Regions from separate parts of the Homo sapiens genome. Here region 2 is linked to region 1. A link is a loop called in an ENCODE intact Hi-C map of the cell type or tissue named here. Cell type or tissue: PC-3. All regions are shown on one strand.

The links. A loop is a pair of places that touch in the nucleus more often than their neighbours do. Peaks named below come from ENCODE experiments on the same cell type or tissue, not always from the same donor. Only the 100,000 strongest peaks of a DNase experiment are listed, where the experiment ranks them.
Region 2: a loop joins it to region 1, with 4 times the contacts of the local background. A loop is called at or near these places in 2 of 110 quality-filtered maps.

Annotation. Positions count from the first base shown.
Region 1 is chr7:41,243,742-41,251,741 of GRCh38, forward strand. No RefSeq gene overlaps it. Among named protein-coding and RNA genes, the nearest start is that of LINC01449, 150 kb to the left of the region's middle. In PC-3, no CTCF peak of the experiment used is centred here; a DNase peak (open chromatin) is centred at 3,950; H3K27ac peaks cover 5,004 bases.
Region 2 is chr7:41,145,446-41,153,445 of GRCh38, forward strand. It overlaps LOC105375241 (a long non-coding RNA gene), which reads right to left and starts at 4,350. Exons shown (of 4, transcript XR_927190.1): 1 at 3,898-4,350. In PC-3, no CTCF peak of the experiment used is centred here; a DNase peak (open chromatin) is centred at 3,296; H3K27ac peaks cover 5,007 bases.

The sequences.
Region 1 (8,000 bases):
TATTATTTATGTGTGTATCTAGAAATACAATTCTCAAAACTGGCCAATACTGTACCCTCACAAGAAATTTAACACCTGGAAAATTGGTTTTAATGAATTGATCAGACATGTGTGCAAAGATTCTTAACGCAGTATAATGCATAATAGCAAAATTTGAAAAGAAATCTAATTATTTAGCAAAAACCAATTGGATAAATGTCTACAATTCCATAAAACCACCAAGATAATATAGGTCAATATTTAATTACATAGAGTAAATTATTATATTAAATTATTAGGTGATAAAGTAGAGTTCTGTATAAAGAGTGATCCTAATTCTGTAAAACAGCAATGGCAAAACAAAACAAAACAAAAACACCTATGTTCCATAATGCATGCATGTCTATTAACTATGTAATAAGATATAAAACTCAAGATTTTTTTTAAAAAACAAGACAGCTATCATGAGAGCCTCATCCGCTCTCTAGTTTTTTGAATGTGGCCTTCACACATCTGCCACGCTACCTCCTGGGGTCCAGTGGTGGAAGAAGCCTGACCATTTGTACCTTCCCATTTTCCATTTCCATCTCCTTCCTGACTTTTCCAACTGGCCGTTGTGCTCCTTGTCATTATTATTCGTGATGACTACCCCAGCCAAGCTTCCAAATAGAGTCCATGTAATGAGCAGGTCACAGCAGCCAACAAAGAGGCTCTCCTGGAGAAAGCAGCTCAGAGGAGTCTGGCTGAACGGACAGTGGCTAAAAGCATTCCTGCATAATTCGCTGTCTCAAGAGTTTTTCAGCCAGATACTTGAAATGGGCATTTCAAAATGTTTTTTTATCAAATAAACTTTATTCTTAAAATATGTCATTCTCTTTGCAGTTTCTCCAAGTGGTTCTGTTGCTATTTCAACATCCCATAGAAAATCCTTTTCCAAATAAATTGGGAAGTCTCAACTTTCAAGTATAACTTTTTCCTATTGCTACTAGGGGAGCTAGGTACTTGCCTTACAGTAATTTCCATCAGTCCTTCATGCATTTAATATTTATTTATTTCAGCAAAAATTTCCATGAAATACTCTCCAGTGAAGTGTGTGACTGCATATTAATTTATCCTTTAGGAGCAGCAGTGGCATTCGTGCGTAGCTGCAGACATGTCAAGATGCTTGGAGTTACTGGGTGACACTCAAAGATGGAATACTCCAATTGTGGGGGCACGGATAACACCCACTGGAGTATTTGGTGTGTCCATCAAGAATCTCAACAAAAGGACTCTTCCAGAGACATCTCCAAGAGTTAGAGTAAGAGAAACATGGAAATGAATGTTGTGAATGTGAAAGGAAAATTTCTCATAAGATCAGAGAAATAATAATTCTATGAGAAAGAATATTAAGGTGAATATGAACCTCCAAATTTTTTACCGCAGCCTCCATGACCCTTATGACCTGACCCTATCTCTAATTAATCTTCTTTTTCACCCACATTGCCCCAGGTACTCTTGCCCTACTCTGGAGCCCTCAACTCTGCACCTCAGAGCCTTTATTTTTTTCCCATAGACCTCCTCTCCCAAATAGCTCTGGGATTGCATGTTCTCTGCTTATCACTCTGTTCCAAAGAAACTGACTTCCGAGGTGTTCCTGGTGACCCTATCTACAGTAGCCCCCACCCCTTCACCTCCCTACAACCACCATTAACTACAGCCGCCCTTTGTCTCATTGCCTTTGCATTCTCCTTGGCACACTCATCACCATTGTCTATTGGTATGTTTCCTTATTGATCATGTCCTTTCAATAAATTGTAAGTTCCAGTTATAGCAGGGACCTAGCTGTTTTGCTCCCTCATTCTGTCCCCAGTGCTTGCAACGGTGCCTGGGACAGTGTGGACCTTTCTATCTGGAATAAATAAATCAATAAACTCTATCTCATACCCAATACTACTGAAGCATGCAGTGATGCAATATTTATACCATGCATCAAAAAATAACTGTAGAAATTTCTATATTGTAATTTTCAAACAGTTCTTTATCACAGACTTTGTCACCTTCTGCCGTTAATGTGTATTTCCTAACAATTTCTTTTCTTTACCTTCTTTCTAGCTCTCTTTTTCCTTCCAACAAACATTTATTGAATGCTGGTCTCATATTAAGCCTGAAGATGCAGAGATAAACATGAAATAATTTCTACCTTTTGGTGTTAATAACTTAGTGGAAGACTGATTTTAAAATTCAATAGGTAAATTAAAAATAAATAAGTAACTACAATAGGAGCAGAGTGATAGAAAAAAATGGGGCCTAGAATTGCACATACACACACACACATACACTCACCTGTCACTTATACAGAAATTGTTTAAGTAGGCTGCAAGGGCTCTGCCTTTTACCTTGTTTTTGCCAGGTCAGCATAGAGTAACTTCAGCAGTCTGGTGGGTGGAGTTCAAGTTGTTCTCTTGGTCTTAAGTGATGCAGAGCTTTCTGTAGGTATAAAGACAACTTCAGAATCTCTAGGCAGACTGCATTTCTTGAAGGAATGTTCAGAGAGTAAATGCAAAAGTCTGCTCAGGACAGTGGGTGGCTCAAGGGTAGACGCATTCTTTAAGAAAAGTCTGTGGAAGACAGATTTTATTAATACTTTTGACTTAATTAACACGTTCTACCACTGCTTTGTCATTATGTAGAATTAAGAAATCAGCTTGGCCAGCTCTTCCCTTTTGTTAGCCTTGAATAGTTGCTCTTTATCTGAAATCCTATTTGGGAATAGCAAAAGACGAGAACAAATTGAGTCACCGTGAATTCCATATTTCTACAACAATCCCCCACTCTGTTGAATAGATGTTTCCAGAAAGCACTGAATAGAGGAAAAATGGAATATGTTACAGGAATTTCTTTCCTCCAAGATTTTCAATTATCTTCCTCAACTTTGTGGAATAAAGTGGAGTACAAAAATATAGAAGTGTATGGCAAGGAATGTCAGTAGGTCATTTTGGCAGAATATAAGTAAATATACAGGTGGTGTAACTGCAAAACCACAAGGATTTTATTAGCAATGTGATTTTGGGAAAATGCAGATGTTGTTTAATGATCAGTTTCCTCATCTGTAAAGTAAGAATAACAAATAACTGCCTCAAGGGGGTAGGCAAGAATTAAATGAGAGAATGGTTGTAAAAAGTACCATTTTCTTGTTGCTGTTGTTGTTGTTTACAGAAGATCAAATATAACTTGGAAAATGTAGTCCCAAGGGAACTTTATCTCCACCCCTCACATTTTACTTGAGTGGTTCTATCATAGGGGATGCCATTCTCTTCTCTACAAGTGGTGTTTCTAGCTTTAAAAACCAAAAATTGAATTTAGAAAAATTTCATCTGCCCATTGTTGTCTTTCATTTATATGTAACTATTGACATGCAAACTGTACTTTAAAAAATTTCAATTGACCCATGATTTTGGAGAAAATTGTTTACAGAATTTATATTGTAAATGGTTTTGAGAGTATAAAAGCCATTTGAAGACAGAGACTTTAATGATGAGGTGCCACATTTTTTCTTGAAATACCTGAAGTTGACCTCCAACCTCTCTCACTGGAGAATAGACCCAGTGGTGTTGTTCTTGGGAGATGGGTCTTATTCAGTATCAGCAAACCATTTGACATCATCTCTCGGATGCACTAATTATCATAGGATTGTGGCTCTCTTTTGTTAGCTTTGGATTTTTTATTTTACCAGAAGTGTGATAAAAATCAACTACCTTTTCTTCCTCCTAAATCAGTCACTTGATCTTTACAGGCATTAACCTGTGTTCTTCACAGAAACTGATTTGTTTTGTGTTCACTTCAGTGTCTCCCACTCAGCGGTGTTGACAAATGTGTATGTTTTGTTTTGTTTAAGGATGTGAATTACTCATTCTAGACACAGCACACTGTTTTATTGTGTGTTTTTCTAAAACATACTTTTAGACAATGAAGCCCTTGTATACGCCTCACCGCACACACACGCACATACACACAACTAGTATCTATGCATCTTTGTAACTTTATCCCTATAAATATGACTCACTGGCTTGCTGAAGCAGAGAAGATAAGTTTAAATCAGGTAAATGCTGACAATCTAAGAATGATGAAGGGAAGATAAATTAATTGTTTGCTCAAGGAACTGACTGTTAAACTTTTTGCTTTCAAATTTGCATAGAGTGGAGCCTAGAAGCTTCCTGAATGTCTTCCTGCTGCACTTTTCACCTCCATTTCTATCCCTGCTAGCAAAAGAAGAGCCTAATGGTGACATCCCATACCTAGGGGAGCTTTTGAGGTCACAGGTAATTATGGGGGGGGGGATTATTAGTGAATCTGTCTTATAGGAAATATTAAAATTAAATTTTTTAAAACCATTATATCCTAATAAAAGAAGTTGGCAACTTGCTTTCTGGAAAAGTCAGTGGCAGTGGAAAGACAATAACCATGTGAGAAAGTAAGACAGGTATCTTGGGTAGGGCATGCCCAAGGGAGTAAGGTCAATGTCACCTATTTAACTGTGGCCAGTGGACAGGTTTGTTGAAGTTGAGCCTGCTTGTGGTGTTTTCCATTACACAGCACAGAAAATGGACTTAAACCAACAATCTTGGAGCATCACAGTGGCCTGAGCACATAAACTATACTTAGTTTCTGTGCTTACAATTTGTGTTAAGAGTTTTAAATATTAAGGCACATGCCAACAGAAACATTAATTTACAATGTTTTCAACAGAGAAAAGCAGTGACAGAGAAACCTACCTATTTTCCACTATGATGATTCTTATGCAAATTAAATATTTGATTGGTACCTTTTATTATTGTCTGGGTGAGCGGCAATTATTTTGCAGAGACTGTATTTCTAGATTCTTGTGTCTTCTGAGAGTTCGTTGTGAGCAATTTTCACTGGGCAATAGGTGTGTGTGCAGAAATAGTGAGAAAAAGTATTCCCATAAAGATTAAAGATGGAGCCGGGCACGGTGGCTGATGCCTGTAATCCCAGCACTTTGGAAGGCTGAGGCGGGCGGATCTCCTGATGTCAGGAGTTCAATACCAGTCTGGCTAACATGGCAAAACCCCATCTCTACTAAAAAATACATAAATTGGCTGGGCCTGGTGACAGATGCCTGTAATCTCAGCTACTCAGGAGGCTGAGGGAGGAGAATCTCTTGAATCTGAGAGGTGGAGGTTGCAGTGAGTTGAGATCCTGCCACTGTACTCCAGCCTGAGAGACAGAGCAAGACTCCATCTCAAAAAAAAAAAAAAAGATTAAAGATGAAAAAAATTAAGATTCCTTCTGTGGTGATTGTTGACAGTAATCTATGTTATGAAATATCTTTGGGGCCATTTCCAAAAACCTATATGATGCTTTTAAAGGAGAAGATATTATTTTCTTCCCTATATAGCTTTACTTCAATTCTTGAACTCTTCTTGTCATTTATGGATGATTGGCAATGTATCTAATTCAAAGCAAGTTTGAGAAAAGGAGACAGGTATTACAATTAGTTAGTGGTGGAGATAAAGTAGAGGGGAATTAGGAAAATGAGGATCAGTTAAATTTTTTTAGTAATGTGACTGAAGAATTGTGATTTTACAGAAAATGTGTAACTATGAATTGCCATAAGATGGTCAGGGGCTAAGACAGTAAGTGTCTTATTTCAGATATTACTGCCTCATGTCTTACCCTTTCAATAAAGTGAGAATACGTAGGTTGACAATAATGTGATATCATATAATAATAATTGAAATGTATTATCTTACCCGAATTGTTATTTTTATTTTTTATTTTATTTATTTATTTATTTATTTTTTGAGACAGAGTCTCGCCCTATCACCCAGGCTGGAGTGCAGTGGCAAAATCTCAGCTCACTGCAACCTCTTCCCTTGGATTCAAGCAATTCTCCTGCCTCAGCCTGCCGAGTAGCTGGGATTACAGGCGCCTGCCACCACACCCAGCTAATTTTTGTATTTTTAGTAGAGATGGGGTTTCACCATGTTGGCCAGGCTGGTCTCAAACTCCTGACCTCAGGTGATCTGCCCGCCTCGGCCTCCCAAAGTGCTGGGATTACAGGCGTGAGCCACCATGCCCAGCCCTGAATTGTTATTTTAAGTAATGTTTTGGATTCTTTATATTTTTTTCCACTTTATATTTTACCAAGTATTTTTGTCAAAGCCTATATTTCCTTACCTCTAAAATGTTTTTTCTTCACATTTTTACTTTTCTAAACTTAGAGTGCCCCATACAAAGACTGTAAAATGAAGCTTCCTACCCTCCAGAGGAAGGAGAGGGTAGGAACACAGTAGCACTGTGAGGTCATGTTCAAAACTGTCCGGAGAGACGCACGGTCTCATCAACTGATTGTAATCTTGGTTGGGTTAGTTGTGCTAGTAGAACATGTTAACTTCTAATACATACTTTTATTACTCATCATCATTTGAAATATTGTCCAAGACACTGTATTGTGATGAAAAGCAAGGTGATGTACCTTCAGGTCATACATTGACTCTGCGACTAGACTGCTTGGGTTCACCCCTCACTAGGCCCATGGCAGGGGCCATCCATTTACTCTCTTGAAAATGATCAAAGAGAACACCTACTTCACTGGGTTACTGTAAAGAAGATGATGAGTTCATCTCTGTAAAGCGTTTTTCACATTGTGTGGCACTCCATTCACTCATTTGTTCAACACGTATCTGTGGAGTCCCAACTATGAGCCAGGGATGGGTCTGCCAGCTAGATATATAGAGATGGATTAGGTAGCTGAGATATGTTTGGAGGTCACATTTTAGTGTCTACAAAAACCCTTTTGCCTGATGATGGCAAGTGCTGTGAAACCTGGATTCTGGGTACCCGGAAGGAAGCTGCTCTCATTGGGGCATCAGAGAAGAATTCTTAGAGGAGGTGACATTGAGCTGAGACTTCAGTTGCATGAAGGAGCTATCCATCAACAGTTGTGGGGAGAGGGGCTTTACAGGCAGCCACAGGACCCACGGAGCCCTAAGGATCACAATAGAAAGTGAGGTCACAGTCTGAGCAGAGCCCAAACACTGGACCAGGTTATGCAGTTTGGATCTTGTTCTGAGTTCAGAGTGAATTTATCAAAGGGATTGCAGCAAGAGAGTGATTTATATTTAAATTACCATTTTGAATAATGTGTGGGGAGCAGGGACAGCACAGGGTGGGAGGTCATTGAGGAGACTAGTAAGGTAAATACAAAGAGAAATGATGGTGGCTTGGGCCAGGGCTGTAGCAGTAGAGATGGAAAGAAGCAGATGACCATAGAAACTGGTGCATGTTTGAGTAACTAAAGGATGTTCAGCATGGCTAGGCCCATGGAAGGATGTCTTGGTCTGTTGGGGCGGCTATAACAAAATACCATAAACTAAAGAGCTTCTAAATAACAGAAGTTCATTTTTCGTGGTTCTGGAGGCTGGAAAGTCCAAGATCAAGGCACAAGCAGATTCAGTATCCAGTGAAGTCTCCCTTCCTGGTTCATAGAGCAACTTCTCTGTGTCCTCACATGGTAGAAGGATTGAAAGATCTTGCTGGGACTCTTTTATACAGCACTAAACCCATTCATGAGGACTCCTCCCTCATGACCTAATCAGCCCCCAAAGTCCCCATCGCTAAATCCCCTCACAATAAGTATTAGGTTTCAACATATGAATTTGGAGGGACACAAATGCTCAGACCGTAACAAAGAGGTAACCTATAGATGGGGATAATCACATTGTTGGAGCCCCATGAGCTATGTCTTATTTACACCCAAGTCTTGCATGGAAGACATTTTGCTATGCTGTTCAAAGAACCAAATCATAACATCCGGCACTTGCTCAAAGCCAATAAGGAACACGGAAAATATTTGTTCATTTGTATGTATCTGAATAGGAAACTTAATGTGGGGAATTAGTTTCCTAGGAGGTGGGAGAGGATGAGAAGCCACCCAGGGAGGATGAGATCAGTAGCAGCAGGAAGCCACCTAAAAGGGAAAAAGCACAGTGACTAGAGGTCAAGGCCAGAGTCCTTGG
Region 2 (8,000 bases), 98 kb before region 1:
AGAAATAGGGATTTTTATGAGCACGGGTATGTCTAATGTTTACTTTTAAGTGGTTTGTGTTGCTGTGATATTACTGTGGTAAATTTCAGGTTTGTGACTATTTATTTTGTTTGTTTTTGTGGCAATAAGGAAAACAGTCTGGATTTGACATACAAAGGTCTACATGGTATATCAATAATAACCCATAAATCAAATTGAATTGGGAAAATCAAAGCTCTGTCTGCACACGGTTTAGGGTTTGAGCCAGTTTCATTCTGCATCTCAAAAGATAGGTTTCCATGGAGTACCTGGGTTACTTGAGTTCTGGAATAGCAGAACTATATGCGCTCTTGGCTTGGGTAAGAAGGAGAAGAAATACGTATTCTCTCACAGCCTCATGGAGTTCTACAGCTAAGCTTGCCAAGCTCAGTACATAAACACCAGCTAGAGAAATGTAAACCTGACACTAACCCTTAACTCTGTAACAAAACACAAATTTAAACATCCAAACACTGGCTGCTCTCAGTTCCATGAGAAACCATTGTTTTCTCCCACCAGTCCTCAGGCAGCAGAACAGCAAATGCTAAGGTACCAGGTGATCCCAGCCAGATGCAGTATTTACCCAGGAGGGATACAGAGGCAAATAACACATAGTCCCAATCCCTGTGAAGCACATGGTCTACTAACAAGGGCAGCTATTTCCCCAGTGAATTAAAGAGCAGTACAATGGTGAAGATATGAGCTGAATCACACAAAACACCCTAGAGGAAGAAACAACTGACTCTTTGGAGGGTCACTAAGTTTCCCTTTACAGCATTCCCCACCCCAAAGACTTCGTCTTTCACCTAGTGCATTCAAGAGATGAAGGTTTTGACTCCTGAAATTTCAGACATCAAACCTCTGTAAAGAGGGATATTTTTCCAGAAGATTCACATATATTAAGGCCAGTATTGCCGTGGAGTAAAAAGGGAATGCAGCATTCTGCTAGCTGCTTTAGATGCATTACCTTATGTAATCCTTCTATCAACTGTATGAAGATGGTATTATTATTGCTACCTCAAAAATCAGGAAAGAATACTCAGAATTCAAACCCTTATCTACCTGATTCCAAAGCTCTCACTTTTCCCACTAAGCCTAACTTAATCCCCCAAGGTGGGGTTATGACACATTTCCTCATTGTATAAGACAGTATGTGCATTGTAACGCCGGCCCTAAAATAAACATACGTACATATGCACACAGGCATACACATATATAAGGCATCATTGGTTGTTAGGCAAATTCTAATTGAAACCACAATCAGATACCACTACACAGATAGAATGGTAAAGAAAACAAAACAAAAACAAAAACAGAAAACCTGTTAATACCAAGTGCTGGTGAAGATTTGGAATAACTGGAATGCTCATACCTTGCTGGCGGGAATGCAACAATGGCTCAGCCACACTGGAAAAGCTTGGCAGTTTATTATGATATTAAACACATAAGTATATAATCCACCAACTCTACTCCTAGGCATTTAACATAAGGTAAATGAAAATATTTGTCCATGCAAAGACCCATTATGAATGTTTATAGCAGCTTTCTTTATAACCCCAAACTAGAAATAACCAAAAAACTATCTGCTGATGAGTGAATAAACAACTGTGGCACATCCATACAATGGGATGATACCCGAAAGTAAAAAGGGAAAAAACTACTCACACATGTACCAACATTGGGGAATCTCAAAAGCATCATGTTAAATGAAACAAGCCAGACACAAAAGGCTAAATACTGTATAAATCACTTACATGACTTTCTAGAAAAGTCAAAACTAGGGGACAGAAATCAGATCAGTGCTTGGTGGGGTTTTGGGTGAGAAAAGGGAATTGGCTACACAGGGACATAAAAAACTTGTTGAAGTGATAGACTTATCTTGGTGGCAGCTATATGACTGCTCATGTTGCTAAAAACTTGTACTTATGCTATAAATAAAAATGATAGATTTTGGTTTATGTAAGATGTGCATTTTTTAAAAAAGAACTGTACACTTAAAGGAGTGGATTTCTCCACATGTAAGTTTACCTCAGTAAACACACAAACACAAATGTCTTTCTAGAAAAATGTACTTTAATACAAAACTGAATGTTTATATTTAATCTCTTTGAGCTATTCCTGCTTTGGCCTGTTTACAAATCCCACCCACAAGGTACTATCTTTTATGGAAGACTTTGTAATGTGAGTAAGGATACCAGAAAACAGTAAGTTAGTAATTTGTTCCATTCACCATCACTCTGTTACACATTCAGACAAAGCATGAGTGTGAAAGGATTTGAGCCTATTACCAAGATTAATGGAAACCCAGATGGGGGACTCCTGAAGAACTAACAGCTTCATCTGAAATCCAGTGGAAAACAATTGTCTCAGAGTCACGTGAAGTGCTACAAAAGCCAAAACATAACTAAGTCCGACTGCCTTCCGGGCATGGTTTGACAGCCTTGTGGGGTCTGAGAGCAGAAGCCTGAGAACAGAGATTTATGCCACAAATTAAGCTCCTAAAACTCCAGTGGAATATTTTGTGAGCCCCTTGGCCATATGTAACTGCACTGCTAACTGTCACTACAAGAGAACATTCTAAAAATGATGTGGAATGGGGTGCAGGACAGGGAGCATTTAATTGAAAAAAAAATCTTTGTAAAAATAAAAAAAATTTAAGAGCTATTTTGCAATTCTAAAACTTGCCTCATGTTCCAGTGATGTCTGAACATGCTTGGGGCCATAATTTAAATAATTTTTTTCTCAACCAGTGGGGTGTAATTTTTAAATTACTGAAGATGTCCAAAGATAGTCATGATTTTCATCTATGAAAAACAAGACATTTTCTGAGAATTTCTACTTGCCCTACCTATTACTCATTTTTTAGACAGCTAAGACCTTTGAGGGTTAAGAGGCATAAATAACATAAAGAATGACACTGAGAAAACACAAAATGAAGAACAGAGCAAAACTAGAAATTCTGTCCCAAGTGGGTCTTAACTGAACCATATGCAGTATTACATATTATTGAACAGTCATGAGTTTCCAATTCGCTATAATGTTTTCCTCTGTGCTCACAAGTTGTTTGGTGAAGTCAAGCAAGCTAGCAAAAGGAAGCACTTATTCAGAGCCCATTTGAAAGAGGAAGAACCATGAACAGTGAATAAACAGGTGGAGGCAGGTATATTACAAAACTCTATGCATTTTGAAGGTTTGTATCAATATGAACAGGGCTTTCTCTCTAATCCCAGGGGCAGGATTTCAAAACATAGGCTTGGCTGGAATATTTATCTAATTTCTCATCACCTGACTAAAGCCAAATCCTAACCACAATAATTGGTCTATTAAAAGATGTAGTTCTAGCAACTCTGGCAGATGAATCATTCAGATACACGCACACACATTTATGCTCCTCTTGGCTACACATAAGCAAACAAAACAAAACAAATAAACCACAGAGAAGGCAGAATGGGTGTAAGAAATTCCCACTCTACTGGTCCCTAACTCTCTATCTTTAATACATACTAAAGGCTAAATTTATATATATATAGATGGCTGTAAGAAGAGACAAATATCCCGGGAACATTTCCTGCAGAAAGACTAGTATTTCCTTTGGTATATAAGTGAAGAGTTTCAGAGGAAATTGGGAGAAGTACTTTCCTTTGTGCAATTCGTTTCTTGGACTGGCACTCCCGTTCCCCTGTTTATTTTTGCTTATCAGCCTCCTTAAGCTCCAAGCACAACCTTTCCTTTTCCATTGTTTTCATTTCTTTGCCACCTTTTTATTGATACATCTCATTCTCATTAATGTAGATTATGAATTATGATCAAGCAGTATCAAGCCCTTTTCAAGATACAACAATACTGAAGGGTTCTCGAAGAGGGTTAATATATACACACCTAGTGGTAGGGCCAGGGCCGAGGTCTCGCCACTACTGGGCCCGTTTTTTCCTCACTGCTGCTTTGGGGACACAGTCCCACGACAGCCGCGTGACATCGTCCAAGATGAGAATTTGCTGTTAGCGAAGGTCTTCCAGAAGAGACCAGAAATACTGAAAATGATTTTTCCACAGCCCCACGGACCAGAGCAGGATCAGTACCTGCTTCAACGTTCCACCCCGCAATCACCTGCACCAGGGACTCAGAGACCCGGCAGCAGCATGGTTCGCACCACAGTCCCCAACTCGGTCTGGGCCCTGGGAAGTCCTCTTCACAAAGCCAATACACTTGGCCTGCGTGTGAGGCCTCTCCTCACAGTCAGGGCGAAGCCGCGGCTGCTCCAGGCCCCCTGGTGCCACCTGAGGCGGAGGCCCGGGCCCCACCTGCGCAATCGCCTAGATCCTCCTGTCTCGTTAGGCCCTGCTCCTCTGCCATTCCCGTGGGGGCTGCTGGGTAGGGCTCCGGTCTCCACCCTCCACCCTCCACCCTCGCTCTTGTGGGCGTGGCCTTCTCTCCATGTGGAACCCATTGGCCTGCAAGTGATACTTTAGAAATGGAGACCAGGAATCATGCAAAATGGATGTTGGTCTTTTCTGCCCTGTCGTGTCAGCTGATTCTTCTACTTGGCCTCCTTCTGTGGTTACTACTGCAGCTTTTTCTTGGGTCCTAGATTACTCCACCATCCTCCTGAGATTCAGTTGCAGCTGAGAATCCTGGCTTTTACCCTGCCAGGGAGGGTAATGGGATGTTTCAGGGTGACACAGCTAGGGTCAAAGGACAAAGAATAGACTTTGATTCTTTTCCACCACCATAGACAAGAGAAGCAAGCCTTCTTGTCCAGGATTGAATACAGTGCCAGTGCTGTAGTTTCAACTCCACTGGCATTACTCAAGAAAGCAGCCAGGACTGATAAGTGGAGAATGGGGCAATAATATATTTTATTCACAATTGTTACCTTAAATATTACTTATGAATTGTTCTTTACTTGAAAATGAATGCAAAGCAAGACCTAGAATTCCTGCTCAACAGTGTCAGCCTGTGTGGAATTACCATGCCATCAATAAAACTCCTAATATGATATGTTTGTAATTTTTACATCAATAATTATTAATTTGTAACATAATATAGTTCTACTTGGGTCAAAACAACTAAAAATGTAAAGATTTTCTCTCTAATTTTTCTCCCATAAAAAAGACATTTGTTTCTCTAGAGATGGAAAAATGTAATTTATAAGACGTTATATCATAATTTTGAAAAGGATTACAAATGGTGGATGATAGAATTTCTTACACAGTGCAGGTTCCTTTTATATATTTTTGGATATGTAGTTTACTTTTTCCTGCCTGAATACCAAATATTGCTTGGAAGGGAGTGGTGACAGGGTTCATGGGTCAAACTTGTTGAGAAAAGTCAAAATTGTAGCTAAGAAAAAAAAAAATTTACATCAATATAAAGAGCAAGGCAAGGACTGAACCTTAGAGAGTTGAGAAGAGCAAAGGTAATAAGGAAAGGTAACTAGGAATCAGACCGTCTTTTTTTAGTGTAGCACCTGGCATCTTTTGGAGACGTGTAACAGCTTTCAAGGAGTGATGCTGAATTTAATACTAAAGTGAAAATGCATGCTAAATATCTCAAGGGATCAGACTGTATTGGGTAGATTTGACACCTGTGTTGTTGATGGATAAATCTCTAATCTCCCCCCTTAAAATATCAATCCATTTTTTTCAGTTCACCTTCTGATATAACACAGAACAACTCTATTCTCTGAATAAGCGAATATTTCAAAAATCAAGATCAGCTGGCATCTCTCCTTTTAGTACACTTCAATAAAAATTGCACCAGGTCCATCATATATTTCAATTACAAAATAATATGTAGAAATTTTACCATTCTGATCTTTTTCAGTTTCTCAAAAACTCCTTAAAAAGCATAGTCCAAAATTGTATAAAGTACTTTAGATGAGATTTGAAAACTCTGAGTTCCAGAAGTTCTATTATCAGGACCATAAATTTATATTAATATTTAAAATATCTGCTATTATGTTCACTTTCTTAGCAACTGTACCATATTATTAGCTCACATCAACTTGAGGGAAAAAACATATGTGGCAGGAGATTTCCCAAACTGATCAAGCAGGTCTTAAATTGGAAATTTGTGGAGGAAGGTGAATTACAACCTGAGATGCAGAATGGGACATTATAGCACAATTAACAGAAGTGTCATAGAGAGATAGTTCCTGAACAGTATCTGTGACTTCAGCTAAGCTCTTCAGAATTCATACAAATTCTCAATCACTCTGGAGTAAGCATACTTTAAAAACTGGGCAGAACTGAGGGGAATATTAGGGTGGCTGCCTCAGAAAGTACCTGAATTGTCTAAAGATCTTGATCCCCTTATTTCTCTGACCAAGTTTGACTGCTGTGTCCCTGATTTCCTTCTGAGTTTATAGTTCTCCTGTCTCCTCACCTTTCTCCCCTCCAACAGCCCCCTTCTTCTCTTCAGCATGACTGACCTAGCTGTTTGGTCTTCTGTTCAGCTTCAAACACGCACCCTTTTTCTTTTTTATCTATTCTTCCCCATTCATTTTGGTATCTTGCCCCATGCTACTGATTCCATCTTTTCTTAAATACATTTCTGCCTTTATCACTATGTGATATTTATCATAGGCATCTGTATATCCTACAGAATCTAAATTATCTTTTTGAGTTGTAACATGAGCAACTTGGCAACTGGCATTTAGTTAATATAGCCAATTTTACATAGGTAAAATCCATACCATGGCTATCACTATGGCTTGGCAGGATGAGTCTTAAATATGTATGACAACACTGGAAAAGATAAGATCTGTCTTAAAGGAAAGAGATTTAATGTACAAAGTGGATTTTGCGTTGAAAGTAGATTGATTTGTTAAACAGTGTATTAAAAAGGATATTGACAAGCAGAGAAAAAAAATGGTGTTTCTGAGAGATACCACAGACTGCTCAAAGAAAGAGAGAGAAGATACAACTGATGCTTTCCTAATATAGATTATAACTCTAGTATTCAGGCTATTAGTGTCAGAAACCTTACCTCTCTCATCTTTGAATTCCCTTTAGATTTCAGCAAAATGCTTTTTGAATTGAAATTAGTCTCTGTTGGTAGTGCCTTAATGCAGAACAGTTGATATATTCTTGATGTAACCAGAAGAATCTTTTATGACTCGAAAGCTAGAAAAATCCCCAGGAAAATGGTTTACTTTAGCCTTGATCTAAACGACAAAATAGGGTAGAAGCGCTAACACTCATCAAACTCTTCCAGGCATTCTGCAGCCCTCATCTCATTGAGTCTTCATAAAATCCAACTGAAGTACAATTTTTAGACCTATTTTTCAGATGAGGAAGTAAATACTCAGATTAATAACTGTCTTATAGGCAGTAACTATTAATGAGGGAGTTAGAATGAAAACTTTAGCTTCAGAGTCTGTGATCCATCGGATCCACCATGCAATCCTTCAGTGACTGGTGAGAAGCAAATGAGAAGAGCCTTGGAAAATAAATGTTTATGTCATCCTAGTAAGAAGAAAGCAGAAAGAGCACTTAGGGCATGTAGCTTCTGGGAAAAGTTTTCTCAGATTTCAAAAAAGAGAAAGAACAATGATGTATTTAACCAAAGAGGAAGCCTAACGAGTGCCATGTAGCCCTGAGGATGGTACCAGGGAAAGCTCAGAATAAACTCATGTTTATATAACTGCTAAACACAAGCAAATAAATAGATAAATAATATTTTTGCACATACGCTTGGAATAAAAAAGTTGGCAAAGGATGTATAGCCCTACTGTTTGGAGAAGGTTGCATAAATATTACACAATTTAAAGAAAAGATAACATGGAGTAGCCCCTATTTGTTTTTATCTTTTCCACTGAGGTAAACAGCCTTCCAAATTAAAATTACATTGCAAGTATTGTTAAGAGGCTACTGTTAACCAGGGTAAAAAAGAGTAGAATAAAACAGTACTAAAAAACAGCATCAAGAAAGGTCTTGATAAGTTTTGCAACAATCAGTGTGAACAGAGCTCACTAAGGTGAT